Linked DNA regions of Homo sapiens: regions 2, 3 and 4 are each linked to region 1. A link is a contact called in ENCODE Hi-C or POLR2A ChIA-PET data. All regions are on one chromosome and are shown on one strand. Each heading gives the region's core, a stretch centred on a gene start or an enhancer-like site at or near the end of the contact. The rest is flanking DNA. Distances are from core to core; before and after follow the strand shown. Region 1 holds the start of STK35 (serine/threonine kinase 35). Region 2 has its middle 17 kb from the start of SIRPG. Region 3 holds the start of SIRPG (signal regulatory protein gamma). Region 4 has its middle 50 kb from the start of SIRPA.

Region 1 (3,343 bases), core at 152-2,651:
TGCAACGTCTGATCCTGAATTGGATCCTGGGGAATAGCTATAAAGGACATTATTGGGACCATTAGCAAAATTTAAATATGGATGGAGTGTATTAAATAAAACAATTGTATCATTGTTAAAATTCCTGATTTTTGACCACTGTACTGAGATTATGCCAGATAATGTCTTTTTTTTAAGGAAACACACACATATATTTAGGATAAAGGAGTTTGATGTTGGAAACTCTAAAATGATGTAGTAAAAAAGAATATATACATTATATATGTGTGTGTGTGAATATCTATATACCGTATACTGATTTCCTTTCTTTTGGGGTATATACCATATAGATATCCACACACAATATGTATTTGTGTGTATATATACACATACACGAGAGGATATGGATATGCAGCAAAATATAACAATTTGTTATTCTAGTGGAAAAGTATATGATCTTTACGATTCTTGAAATTTATGTGTAAATTTGAAATTTAATCACAAAAAAGTTAAGAGGTTTTCAGCGACCAAATACATTATAAGAAATGGCCTGTATCCAGTGAGCACTCTTTAGCTCATTCTTTTTCTCCATCACACTTACCACTGGCAAAAATTATCCTGTGCATTTATTTAATAATACTTAACATTGTGTGCAAGGCTGTCCTAAGTGCTTTACCTGTATAACCTCTGTGGATCTTCTTACAGGTAAGGAACAAATACACAAGAAGGTTGACTAACTTGCCCAAGGCCACCCATGTGGTTTGTCTCCTGCAGTGGCACAGAACCTCAACCAAGGCAGAAACTGCCTTGTCTATTGCTCTTTCCCCAGCGACTTGGAATGGTGCCTAGCACATTACGGGTGTTCAATAAACATCTGTAGATTCAGTTAACAAACACTGGGCACCCACTAGGCCTACACTGGAATACAAAATACAGAACAAAATATTCAAAAATCTGTGCCTAAATGGGAGCTTTGGGTACTAACAGCCCCACACCCAATTAGCCTCCATCTAGGTATTTCATTTGGGTCTATCATTCCTGGGAATTAAAGCCCATTCTATCCATTTTGCAGAGGATCATTAGATAAACGGATGCTCAGGGTGGGTCAATGATTTGCACAAGATCACTGGGCTGGTAGAAGGGAAGGTCGGGATTCCAACCCAGTCCCTGAGGTTCCCAGGACAGAGCTATGAATCAAACGACCAAGACAATCACCCAGTCAGTATTTATTAGGCGCCTACTGCGGACGGTTGGTCTTCACGCAGATCAGGCGAGAAGGGATAGTGATGCGCGGGCCGCTGCGGAGACCCGGAGCCCGCCGCGGATCACGGGAATTTCGCGCCTATTTTTTGTTGGCTGGGTGTTCTCGCCAGTGATTGGGTCCCGGCAAGGCGTGCCGGTGCGCTCGGCTGCGGCTGCTCCGTCGACCTTTGCAGGACCGGGCGGTGCAGGGCTCACTCGGCTGGCGTCCCGGGGGATGGGCCACCAGGAGTCTCCGCTGGCCCGGGCGCCGGCGGGAGGTGCAGCTTATGTAAAGAGGTTATGTAAAGGGCTCAGCTGGCGCGAACACGTGGAAAGCCACGGGAGCCTAGGAGCCCAGGCTTCCCCAGCGAGCGCCGCGGCAGCAGAAGGATCCGCTACACGCCGGGCTCGGGCCGCCACCTCCCGCGCTGCTCGGTCCCGGAGGCAGCCCGGGCCCGGAGCGGACCATCCCCAGGCAGGGGCTCCAGGGGGGAAACGGGCCGCCCGGAAGTGGAGGTGCGCGGGCCAGGTAAGGGCGCCGTTGGAGGACTGAAGGCCAGCGCCGAGGCTGGAGTTACTGCCACTGCCTCCGCGCTTGGGAAGGGAAATCGGGTCCTCGGCCAGTCGCACTCCGAGAAGCCGAACTTTTCAGCCAATCCCTTCTACCCGTCGCCCTCGGGGACTTGGGTCGGTCCGCTGGGCTCCGCTAGGGCTTAATTCAATGGACTGTTTACACCCGGGCGAACACAAGGCGGGGCGCGGGGAGGAGCGTCACAGAGGGGGCCAAGCAAAGAAAAATATTTCCGCCGGCCAAATCGCGTCTCTAAGCGGTTTTCAGAAGGCGTGAAGCTTGCTGGCTCTTCTTTTTCCTATCGCTACATGACAAGCTAACAGAGAGAGCGGAGAGTTTGTGCTTTTCTTTCCGGTTCCCCCTCTGAGCTGCTGCCCAGTGGTTCGGTCTTTCCCGCTTTCCCCTCCCCTCCCCCGTTCAATCAGCGGCGGTGGCTTCCGTCTTAAAGGGGCCGCGGCGGCCGGGGGAGGAGGAGGTGGGACGCCCCGCGGCCTACGCTCCTGGCCTCCCCGCCTTGGCCTGGCCGTTTAACCGATTCTTTCGCCCGCAGGTCACAATCCAAGGTCCGGCTCCTCCGCGTCCCAGGGCCGGACGGAGGGATGAGGCAGGGGGGGCCCGGGCAGCGCCGTTGCTGCTCCCCCCGCCGCCCGCAGCCATGGAAACGGGGAAGGACGGCGCCCGCAGAGGTACACAAAGCCCGGAGCGGAAAAGGCGAAGCCCAGTGCCGCGGGCGCCCAGCACGAAGCTGAGGCCGGCGGCGGCGGCCCGGGCCATGGATCCGGTGGCGGCCGAGGCCCCGGGCGAGGCCTTCCTGGCGCGGCGACGGCCTGAGGGCGGTGGCGGGTCCGCGCGGCCGCGTTACAGCCTGTTGGCGGAGATCGGGCGCGGCAGCTACGGCGTGGTTTATGAGGCAGTGGCCGGGCGCAGCGGGGCCCGGGTGGCGGTCAAGAAGATCCGCTGCGACGCCCCCGAGAACGTGGAGCTGGCGCTGGCTGAATTCTGGGCCCTCACCAGCCTCAAGCGGCGCCACCAGAACGTCGTGCAGTTTGAGGAGTGCGTCCTGCAGCGCAATGGGTTAGCCCAGCGCATGAGTCACGGCAACAAGAGCTCGCAGCTTTACCTGCGCCTGGTGGAGACCTCGCTGAAAGGTAGGAGCACCGCGGGCCTTTCCACCCACGCAGGGCCTGGACCCCCTGCTCTCCGGACGGCTTGGCCCACACTGTTCCTGGCCTTCCTAGGCCTCAGACCTGGTCCCTGTCACCCTGTGCCCTGACACACCCTCCTTTCCTGGGCCCAGGCATTCGGCCCTCTCTTCTCAGGTCCTAAGATCAGTCCCTGGGCCTAAAGTTGGCTGGTGTTTCCATAACAAGAGCTCGTTTAAGTGCTAACCATTAACTTAATAAGTGCTCAAGAATTGCGAGCTATGGTTATTAAACGTCTTCTATTTTTAAGATCGGTTGGGGGAGTGGAGGAGGGGTCGGGTTCAGTTAGTAGCAGAACTGCGGAGCCTCCTCACCCCCGAGGGCCTCTCTCTTTCCCTCCCAAAACAAA
Region 2 (3,178 bases), core at 124-2,623, 430 kb before region 1:
AAGAAGAGAAGTTATCAAGATACCACCAGCATGGCGACCCTAACGGGATGAGAGGATGTAATCAATTTCCATTTATGGGAGCCTGATGCTGCCTGCTCCCTCTATACCTCTCTTTAATCTTTTTAACCCCCCTCCATCCCTGTGAGGGGGTCCTAATGTGAGCCCCTTTATAGGATGAGGCTCAGAGAGGAGGCCCGGCTGGCCAAGGACCAAAAGTGGACACAAACCCCACCCTGGTAAGATAAGAGAAGACAAGTGAAAAGCACAGAGCCTGGCATGTCGTAGGTGCTTAACAAATGACCCCTGTGACTGTTTTCAGGAGGTTTGGTCATTACTGCTTCTAAATCTACACATTTATCCTTTAGGCAGCAGAACAAAGAGGAGCAGAAACACCGAGAAAAGGCTCAAACCCTGCTCCCTGCGGCTCATGACAAACCCAAATGACAAAAGGAGCAGAAACCACCAAGTGAGGATTCTCTCCCCTTTTCTGAACAATCCCCTCAGGAAACAAGTTTGGCAAATTGGCTTTCAAAACACAAACAAGATCACAGATGCTTCCCTCCAGAGGAGCTATTTACAGAAGCTGGAAGCATTTTGGAAGGAATAGGAAACAGATTCCTCCATGACATCTTCGTGTGTGGAGGCAGGGAGGCTCCTGGGGCTGAGGAGTGAGGATTTGCTGGGATTTCAGTGCTGTTTAAACACAAACTTGTTAAAGTTGTTCCCAACACTGAGGCTGGGATCTGAGCAGGACTTAGACCAGGCTTCTCCTCCTTGTCCCCTAAGGCCTGCTCCATGGGAAGGGTCCTGGCCAGGCCACTGGGGCCTTCTGAGATGTCTCTGGCCCATGTTATTCTGAAGCATCCACATCCAGAAAAGCTGCTGTCAATGCTCAACACAATGGAGGACCACTTTTGCTAGGGGGCTGTGTATTAGAATCTTCTGGAGTCACTGAGAACTTTGCATGCCCAGGCTCATGTCAGACCAATTAAACTGGCATTTTTTTTTAGGAGGGAGCCTTGGGCTGGATTTAAATTTTTTTTTTTCAAATTTCCCAGATGATTCTAATGAGCAGCCAAGATCGAAAGCCACCAGACCCCACCCCAAACCCCATGTATCCTTGAGGCCTGGAGAAGCACTGACCCATCTGAGGTCTCATAGCTTCGACATCACACAGTTCATATTTATGGAACATTTACTGCACTCCAGGTGCTGCTCTGAGCATTTAAAAGGATTTAACTCCTTCAGTTTCTGTCCCCAGTCTGTGAGGTCAGTGTTATCATCAACAGGTGCGGACACTGAGACTCACTGTGGTAGAGCACCTTGTCCCAGGTCACAGAGCCAGGAAGTACCAGAGCCCGGAAGTGGCCCAGGCAGTTGGGCTCCTGCCTGCCCTGCACTAACCACTGTTCTGCGGAAGCTCAGTAATAACCTGAACAACACCACCATTCAGGACTCTGTGCACATCCTCTCCCATCCTCACAGAACCCAGAGTGGGTTTGGTGCATGATTATCAGCATTGCACAGATAGGGAAACTGGGGACTCAAGGGAAGGCAAGACTGGCCCAAGATCACAAGAAATAACAGCTTGATTTAGGGGTGCCTACAATGTGCTAGGTGATTTACAGAGAGAACCTCAAATCCTATCCCCTCTCCTAAAGGAGTCGTGATGATCACCATTTTACAGATGAGGAAACTGAGGCTGAGAGAAATGAAGGCACTGCCTCCTTGTCCTCCATGTGTCCCAGTGGGCACTTCCTGTGTCCTACCAAGCACTCATGTCCATTAACAGAGCAAGTGCCCTGAATTCTTGAGCCCCAACACTGACTGCACACCCAATTGTCCCTTTGAGATTCTTGACTTTATGCAATTCTAGAGAGAAGCCTCCCTCCTGGGTGCCCGGGCCCAGATACCCTGTAGCCATAAAACACTATGGGCTCCTGACAGCCCAAGGGGAGAATGGAAACTCTTGCTTACAGTGGCCCCACTCACCCACTACGAAATACCTCATCTCCTCATCCTTAGTCCTCAGCACCAAGAAGGGGTGGGCACGTGCTCTGCTGGGCTGCAGGAGGCCCGACTTTGCTCCACAGATGCTGCTGAGTGAAGGAGAAACAGCACAACATGGGGGAAGAGTCCTAAATGCTTCATGTGTGCTGAGACCTGTCCTTTAGGAACAGGCTTGACATATAATGAGCCATCTGCAGAACCTTTCTAAAGAGAGTGTAAAGCCAGCCCCTCCTACCCCTACAGGACTTTTTTTGTTTGTTTGGTGTTGAATGCTTTTTGCTGTAAAACAGAGCAATGCAAGAGTTTAGAATGAGGTTAGAGCATTTCTTCACACTTTAAAAAGCATAGCTGAGGGTTGCAGAGACAGGGGCTGTGAGTCAGGCTGGGTTGGGATCAGACCTTGGCTCCCTGACCTGCTCACCACTCAGGTCTCCTCTCTGAGCTTTAGTGCCTCATCTTTAACCCATACCCTGTTTGCTCCAAGAATACTCTTGTCTCTAATTCTAATGTAACATCAAGTACATTTCTGTTACATTAGGATTAGAGACAAGTTCTGTTTAGAAATAACTCCAAGAACAGTTTTTATATTTTATTTTCACAATGAAAATCAGTCAGATTTGCTTCAACCTCAAAGAGCATGTTTGTGTAAAATTAAATGAGCTCTGGCAGTGAGCTGCACTGTTTTTTTTCTTTCTAAGTGGGTTAAAAGAGGCAACAAGTGGCTCCTCCTTCCTAGAACTGGTTATGAGGAGACTCTGGCACAGCTGCTGCTCCCTGCTTCCCTCCCTGCCTCCCTCCTTTCTCATCCAGGGATCAATTAGGCTGATAATATGGCAAAGAGGAGTGAGCACTTCACTAGGAAGTAGCAGATTGGGGTCACACCTGAGCCACTTACTCGATGTGATTGCCTAGGGTGGGAATGCATCAACTGGGAACTTGCGTCTTTATCTGTAATAACTGCAAAATCAGGATAAAGCCCCCTTCTCCATCTATGTTTAAGGGTTGTTAGGAGTCTCGATTGCTAATGATCTAGGAAGGAAATTAGGCAGTGTTCTTACATATGAAAACACACACACCCTCTGACCTAGCAATGCCACCTCCAGTGGGCATTTGTCACCTGAGTAGGATAACACATGTACAAGGTCACCCACTGCAGGGTTCTTTTAAT
Region 3 (3,428 bases), core at 341-2,840, 440 kb before region 1:
TATTTCTACACATAGCATAACATGGTTAAAAGGGTGATAAACTCTGGAACTGGTCAACCTGGACTTGATCCCAACTGCTCCATGGACTGAAGTAGGGGACAATGAACAGGTTCCTGCCTCTGCCTCACTCCCCATTTGCAAATAGAGCACAAGAGTTATAGCTTCCACACAGGGATGCTGTGAGGATTAGTTGACTTAATACACACAAAATGCTAAGAAGTGCATCTGCCTTACAGGAAGAGAGCAATTGCTGAACTATTACTGCTGTCATTTGGGTACAGTGTATGTGTAAAAAAAATAATTTGAAAAGTGAGACCTTGCCCTCTAAGACCTGTGAGATGACATCACAGCAGGGCCCAGTGGGCAACTGAGAGGCTATTGTGCCCAGCCCTGTGACCGGGGGTCAGCTGCATGGTCTGAAAAAGGGGTGAAGACAGGCAGCCTGTCTGGGAGCTGTGAACAGGGCTCTCTCAGGTGGCACCAGGAAAGACCTCCCAATCCTGTCTGCCTGGGGGAAGGGAAAATAAATTCTCCAGAGGAAAGTCAAGATGACCAAGGGAGATGGTGGTGCCTGTTATGGGCTGAATGTGCCCCCAAAACGAATGGGTTGAAGCCCCAATCCCCAGCGCCTTAGAATTTGACCATATTTGGAGACAAGGTCTTTAACCCATTTATGCCCGAGGTTGCAATTTTTTTTTAATTTGAAAAATCAGACCTTGGCGATGCCCTTGAGCAGTAGGATATAAATAACTCCCGCAAGCTTAGTGATCCAATAACGGAGCACTAGGCATAAATGGGTGAAGCAATTTAGTTAAATGAGGTCACTGGCGGGGAGCCTTAATCCAATATGGCTGATGTTCTCATAAGAGAAAATGAGAATACAGACACACACAGAGGAAGACCATGTGTCAAGACACATGGAGGAGATGGCCTTCTACAAGCCAAGGAGAAAGACCTCAGTAGAAACTAACCCTGCTGGCATCTTGATTTTGCAATTCAGCCTCCAGAACTGAAAGAAAGAAAGTAAATGTCTATTGTTTTAGTTACTGAGTCTGTGGTGCTTTGTTGTGGAAGCCCTAAGAAAGGAATATAGGACGCTGTAAGCATGAAATGTGGAACTTCTTAAAGAGGAGGAGGGCACACAAAAATGGGTAGGAGGACTCAAGACAGGTAAGGATTTAATAATGATTCTTCTGTGTTTGTCAAATAAAATATTATAAAAATGTAACTAATTGTGATGGTGGCAGAAGCCTCACAAGGTTTGATGCCTCTGGTAGCCAGCTGCAGATCCACAGAGAAAGTGCTCAGCTCCCTGATCTTCTGCTCTTGGACAATGTCCAGTCCTTGACCTTCCTTGGCAGTGCTTGTGCTTATCTGAAATTGCTGCAAGTCCAGGGGCAAGGCTAGGTCCAGGAAGCAGGGAGAAAGGGTTCTAGCCCAATGCAATGCTCACCTGTAAGTCCCAGCAGTAGAGTCAGAAGCAGGAAAGGACCAGGAGGATGGGGCCAGGAGGCTGGGACAGGCATTTTGGAGACCTCAGAAGCCTGCTCTGTTCAAACGTCTGTTCTGGGGAGATGTCAGGCCCTGCTCTGAAGACAGAAGACAAGCCCTGCCTCCCTCAATTCAAGAGGAAGTGGCTATGATGGAATGCAACAGTAACCTGCTTCTAGATTGTGACTTACAAATCAGGCACAGTAGGCAGCTACAAAGCAAGGAGTTAATCGTGCTCCATTTTCAGGATAATCAGACAGGGTTAGCAGAAATAATGCTTCCTGCCTGCCTGGGACCTGTGCTCCCTCCTCGTGTCCCCAAACCCATTTTCAGGTCTTCTTGGTGATTTGCCATTTGAGGCTTTTAAGTCAAGAAAGATCTGTTGTTAGGTATTGTTTTCTAAAGTCTTTATTTCAAGACCCTAGGATGTGGTTGGCTTGTGGTCTTGTTCTGCACCAGCCTCAACCAAATGCCACTCCGCTGGACGTAGGAGAAGAGTTCACAGGACCTGCTCAACACTGGAGAGGAACCAGATCTTCTCCTGAAATGATTTTCTATTCCAAATTGCTATAATTGGCAACACTTAGCCCAAATTCAGTCTCTTGTGGACCTTAGCACTTTCATGTGCCTGCACCCAGCAGAAGGAATTATTTCTTGACTCCTTCCAGGAGAGAAACTGGGTTTGAGGTAATAAGCAACTGCTTTGTGGAGTGAGGTGGGGATTGTGGGTTATGGAAAGGGGATAGGGTTATCATGAGGGAAGATTATGGTGGGCAGGTTCCTGGGGCCGTCGCATCAATTTCAATACCCTTTCTTCTACACACAGAGCACCTATTTCATTCATCACTGAGTTCGGATGGGAAATGAGGAAAGAGGAAAAATCCATGCTCCTGCCAAGAGTGTGTGCCAAGGAGTTGGGGAAGTCGCTGGGCCCTCCTATGCTCAGTTTCAATCTCCTAAACTGGGAATAGTAAGTCTTTTTGTGCAGTGTTTTAGTGACGATTAAAGAGGTAATGAGCATATCATGCCTGAAACCCAGTAGGTCATTATTGATACTCACGGTGCCAGGTGAAGTGCGGGAACTCAAATGTTGCTTTTGAATGGATCCCTCCTGCATGCTGAGTTGCCCACCAGTGGCTTTCTCCCAGCAACCCAGGCCTCCTGAGACCCAGCTTATATAGTGTATTTGGACTCTCGCTGCCACCCTGAAATCAGTTTCTCCCTCTGGATTCTCTAAATCCCGCTCCTTGTTCAACCATAGATTAATTCCTCCTCTTACAATTTCCAGCTGTGTGATTTTCAAAAAGACACTACTTCTCTGAGCCTTGGTTTGATTGTATGTAAATAAATGTTAGAATATGCACCTTGTAGAGCTATGGTAGGAATAATATAAGCCATACTGAATGCTTGACTCATAATTAATTATAAGCAAAAAAACATGGCTATAATTATTTTCTGTGTACAGGAAGAGTCCACTGGTTCTCTGCCACCGTTGTGCCTTAGAAAAGCCACCTTGTTAAAAGAAATGATTTCTCTTCCAGCATCTATGACTAAGAAAGACCTGTCCAGAATCCTTCATCTCACATGTGGGTTTTAGGTTCTTAATCTGTCATGAATAATTGTCAAATCAAATTGTAAATGTTATCATGTTTTAATTGAAAGTCCTGTTTTAATGTGGCAGATGTACACAGGGTGAAATCTTCCCCTCCTTCTCCACACCCACAGTAGTGAAAACACAAAATGAAAAGAATATATGAATCAATGTCTAATTACACTTGAATACAAGCAATTGGCTTCTATATGACATGAAGGAATTATAACAGCTATCATTTATTGAGAGTTTCCTGTGCTCCAGATATGGTGCCAAGCATTTTTCTATTGGTAATGTCATTAAATCATTGCTCTGACCCCATGAGGTAAGCTCAACCATTAACCTC
Region 4 (3,391 bases), core at 165-2,664, 260 kb before region 1:
GAGTTTTAAAAAAGAGCTCTGAGGTGATGCTATGTCCCATGTAGCGTCTATGAGTGATTCTCCCCAGCCTCCCAACTACCCTGCAAGGGCGTTGTTACTCCTACCCTTCTATGAAGCGAAGCGCATTCTGCATTCCCCAGAGTCACCGAGCTCCTGCTACACACCAGGCATGGTTCTGGGCTCGGGAGACACCAGAGTGAAGAAGCAATCCTGCTCTCATGGAGCTTACACTTCAGTGGGGCAGATGAACAATAAATAAATAATTAAAACAAGTCTGTTGGGGCAGGGAACAGAATGGAGAAGTGTACAGAGTGAAGGGGCGAGAGTAGAGAGAGCAAGGGAGGTGAGTGGAGGTTTGCAATTTAACAGCGACACCAGGAAAGCCCTCACTGGGAAGGTGACATTTAAGACCTAAAGGAGGTGAAGGGGTGCTCTGATTTTACTGTGTCCCCTAAAGCTCATGTGTTGGAAACATAATCCTCAATGCAACAGTGTTAAGAGGGGCACTTTAAAGACATGATCAGGTCATGAGGACTCTGCCTTCATGAATGAATTGACGCTGTTATCACAGGAGTGGGTTACTGACAGAGTGGGTTCCTAGGCCAGGCGTGGTGGCTCACATCTGTAATTTCAGCACTTTGGGAAGCTGAGGCAGGCGGATCACCTGAGGTCAGGAGTTTAAGACCAGCCTGGCCAAACATGGCAAAATTCTGTCTCTACTAAAAATACAAAAATTAGCTGGATGTGGTGTCAGGTGCCTATAATCCCAGGAGGCTGAGGCAGAAGAATCACTTGAACCTGGAAAGTGGAGGTTGCAGTGAGCGAGATTGCACCACTGCATTCCAGCCTGGGCGGCCGAGTGAGACTCTATCTCCAAAAAAAAAAAAGACAAGAAAAGAAAAGAAAGAGAGAGTGCATTCCTAATAAAAGGATGAGTATGACTCCCTTCTTCTCTCTCTTTCTTTCCCAACCCCTTTGTCCTTCCACCTTCTGCCATGGGATGATGGAGCAAGAAGGCCCTTACCAGATGCAGCCCCCCTGGATTTTGGACTTCCCAGCCTCCAACCCATGAGCCAAAGAAAATTTCCATTCTTTATAAATTACCCATTCTGTGGTATAGTGCTATAGCAACACAAAACGTACTTAGCCAGGGATTTATCCAGGCAAAGGCAAGTGCAAAGTCCCTGAGGTGGGCACATCCCTGGTGTACAGGAGCAATGGCCACCGTGGCTAGGACACGTTCTAGGGGGAGAGTGGTGGGCTTGGAATGGTGAAATCCCTTGCCTCACAAGTAGGGCAGCTGAGAGCAATATCTTGGGCCTGTCTGACTGTAAAGTGAAGCTTTTAACTGCAAAGGGCCTGACACTCTTTCTAGTGAGGAAAGCCAGAAAGGGTGAGCGTATGTTATTACCAGGCATTGCGCCAAACACGTTGGGGAATCACATGGGGGAAGCCCCCACCCTTCTGGGGCTGCTGCTGCCGTAGAGAGGAAGGGAAACTGAGAAGTCAGCTAAGAGCCTGAGCAGATACTATAAGAATCCATCGTGATTGCTGTTTTCCGTTTCTCTGTGTGTTGGTTGTGGAAGGAGTCTTAGCACGTGTACACACAGCATGTGCATTCCTACCTCTGAGTGTGTCTGCCTGAGTGTTTATGGCTGCATAGGGGTCTTGAGTCTGCTGCCCACAAGTTAAACAGTGGTTTACTTAGCCCTCCCCAACTGTGTGAATGCAAGTGTGCATGGGCATCTTCATCTTGTCTTTGTGTTTATACATCTCTGTGTTTATACATCCCTTGTCTTTGTGTTTATACATCCCTTTGTGTTTATACATCGTCTTGTCTTTGTGTTTATACATACCTGGGAAGGTATCCATGTTCATCAGGAGGCATGTATCCATGTCTGCATGTCCAAAATGAGTGTGTGTCATTGTGCATGTGTTTCATGGATCTGCACAGCTGTTAAGAGTTCTGTCTCTGTAGCCTGACTCCCTGGGTTGGAATCTAGGTCTGCCACTTACTGGGTATGACCTTGAGCAAATTACTCAACCCCCTCTCTGCTTCACTTTCCTTATCAGTAAAATGGGCATATTAATAAAACATACCTTATAAGGTTGTTGTGAGGATCAAACAAATGAATATATGTGGAATGCTCGGATTGATGCCTGGCACATACTAGGAGCCATGTGTGAGCCGTTGTGATGTTAGGGCTCTTTCTGCGTGCATGTGTCTGTCTGGGTCTATCTGGCTGACTGAGCACACTTGCCCCAGCTGATATGCCTCGTAGCATGCAAGTTGGCATGCCTAAGTTCACACCTTACCTACGTCTCTGTGTGCACAACCTCAGTCTTAGCCCCGCATGTGCAGTGCCCAGCCTCCTCTGCCTGACAAGAGCAAATGTGGCTGGCTGGGGTGGGGACTGGAGGAAGGGCCAGCAGGAGGGGGCTCCTGCCATGGCCTGGCCAGCTGGACTTTTCACAGCCCAGTGACTTTGTCCCTCTGATCGGCCAAGTGGCTAGACAGGCAGGCAAAGGAAGTGCCCCTCTTCCAGGCTGTCCCCGGCCTGTGCCATCTCTATCCCTGATCACAGGGATTGGGTTTACACGCCTGATGCCCCTCGGGATTGGGGGATCCAAGAGAGCAGAGTCAGGCCTGAGCCACCTTTGTGTCCCCACATCATAGCTGTCACTGTTAATGATGGCTAACACTTACTAAGGACTGGCTGAGAGGCAGGCACTGTATTGGTTCTGTATTGATACATGGTCTAACTTGCCAATCCTCATGCCATTTCCCTGAGATAGGTCCTTCCATTGTCCCCACTTCATGGGTTTGGAAACTGAGGCACAGAGAAGCGAATTGTTTACTTAACTCACACAGCTGGTAAGTGAAGAGACCAGAATCCAAGCTGATTAAATACATGTTAAGTGACCCAGCTCATTGAATGAGACACAGAAGAGCCATGTTTGGGATGGAGTGGAAAGATGGAGAACAAGGTGGAGAGTGGTTCTGGCAGAGGAAGGGGCCAGCTTGGCTCTCTGCAGGGGAGCCCTGGGAATGGGAAGGAAAAAGTGGATGGGGCCAGATGGTAGGGGTCTGGAAGGCCAAGTGGGGAAGCTTGCATCTGAGCTGGCTCTACTCTTCAGAGACCTGGCCACAGTGAGGTGCCATGGGGACCGGCCACCTGGATCCTTCATTGTGAATAAACTGGTGAACTGAGCCCAGGTCTCTGGGAGAGCTGGTAGCTAAAGGCAGACTAACAGAACAAAAGCTCTGCTGTCAGTCTGAGGTTGGAATCCCAATGCCCTCACCCCCTGGTCACTTCCTACTATGAAACTTCCATTTTCTCATCCAATTCAACTTGTTAAAATGGTTAAAGTCATCCATTATCCCAATGTC

The links. A loop is a pair of places that touch in the nucleus more often than their neighbours do. ChIA-PET counts read pairs that join two places held with the same protein, here RNA polymerase II (POLR2A). Pooled maps may share reads with other maps.
Region 2: a pooled map shows a loop between it and region 1 (3-fold over the local background). The contact joins the enhancer-like site here to the promoter of STK35 in region 1. A Hi-C loop is called at or near these places in 4 of 50 pooled maps.
Region 3: a loop to region 1 is called in a pooled map, with 3 times the contacts of the local background. The contact joins the promoter of SIRPG here to the promoter of STK35 in region 1. A Hi-C loop is called at or near these places in 4 of 50 pooled maps.
Region 4: a pooled map shows a loop between it and region 1 (6-fold over the local background). The contact joins the enhancer-like site here to the promoter of STK35 in region 1. A Hi-C loop is called at or near these places in 6 of 50 pooled maps. POLR2A ChIA-PET finds 5 or more read pairs at or near these places in 2 of 52 experiments (B cell and MCF 10A).

What each region holds. Positions count from the first base shown.
Region 1 is chr20:2,100,426-2,103,768 of GRCh38, forward strand. It overlaps STK35 (serine/threonine kinase 35), which reads left to right and starts at 1,402. Exons shown (of 4, transcript NM_080836.4): 1 at 1,402-1,750; 2 at 2,343-2,940. The coding sequence starts at 1,457. RefSeq lists silencers at 1,288-1,477, 1,578-1,867, 1,878-1,927, 2,218-2,747, 2,768-2,817 and an enhancer at 2,163-3,131.
Region 2 is chr20:1,673,183-1,676,360 of GRCh38, forward strand. It overlaps a transcript of SIRPG not described here. Among named protein-coding and RNA genes, the nearest start is that of SIRPG, 17 kb to the left of the region's middle. RefSeq lists an enhancer at 153-654. Within about 2 kb of position 1,374, at least 3 of the 41 ENCODE cell types and tissues checked have a DNase peak (open chromatin) inside an H3K27ac peak, as active enhancers do.
Region 3 is chr20:1,656,189-1,659,616 of GRCh38, forward strand. SIRPG (signal regulatory protein gamma) reads right to left here and starts at 1,591. Exons shown (of 6, transcript NM_018556.4): 1 at 1,454-1,591. The coding sequence starts at 1,526.
Region 4 is chr20:1,843,442-1,846,832 of GRCh38, forward strand. No RefSeq gene overlaps it. Among named protein-coding and RNA genes, the nearest start is that of SIRPA, 50 kb to the right of the region's middle. Within about 2 kb of position 1,415, at least 8 of the 41 ENCODE cell types and tissues checked have a DNase peak (open chromatin) inside an H3K27ac peak, as active enhancers do; they include B cell, where a contact is called at or near this core.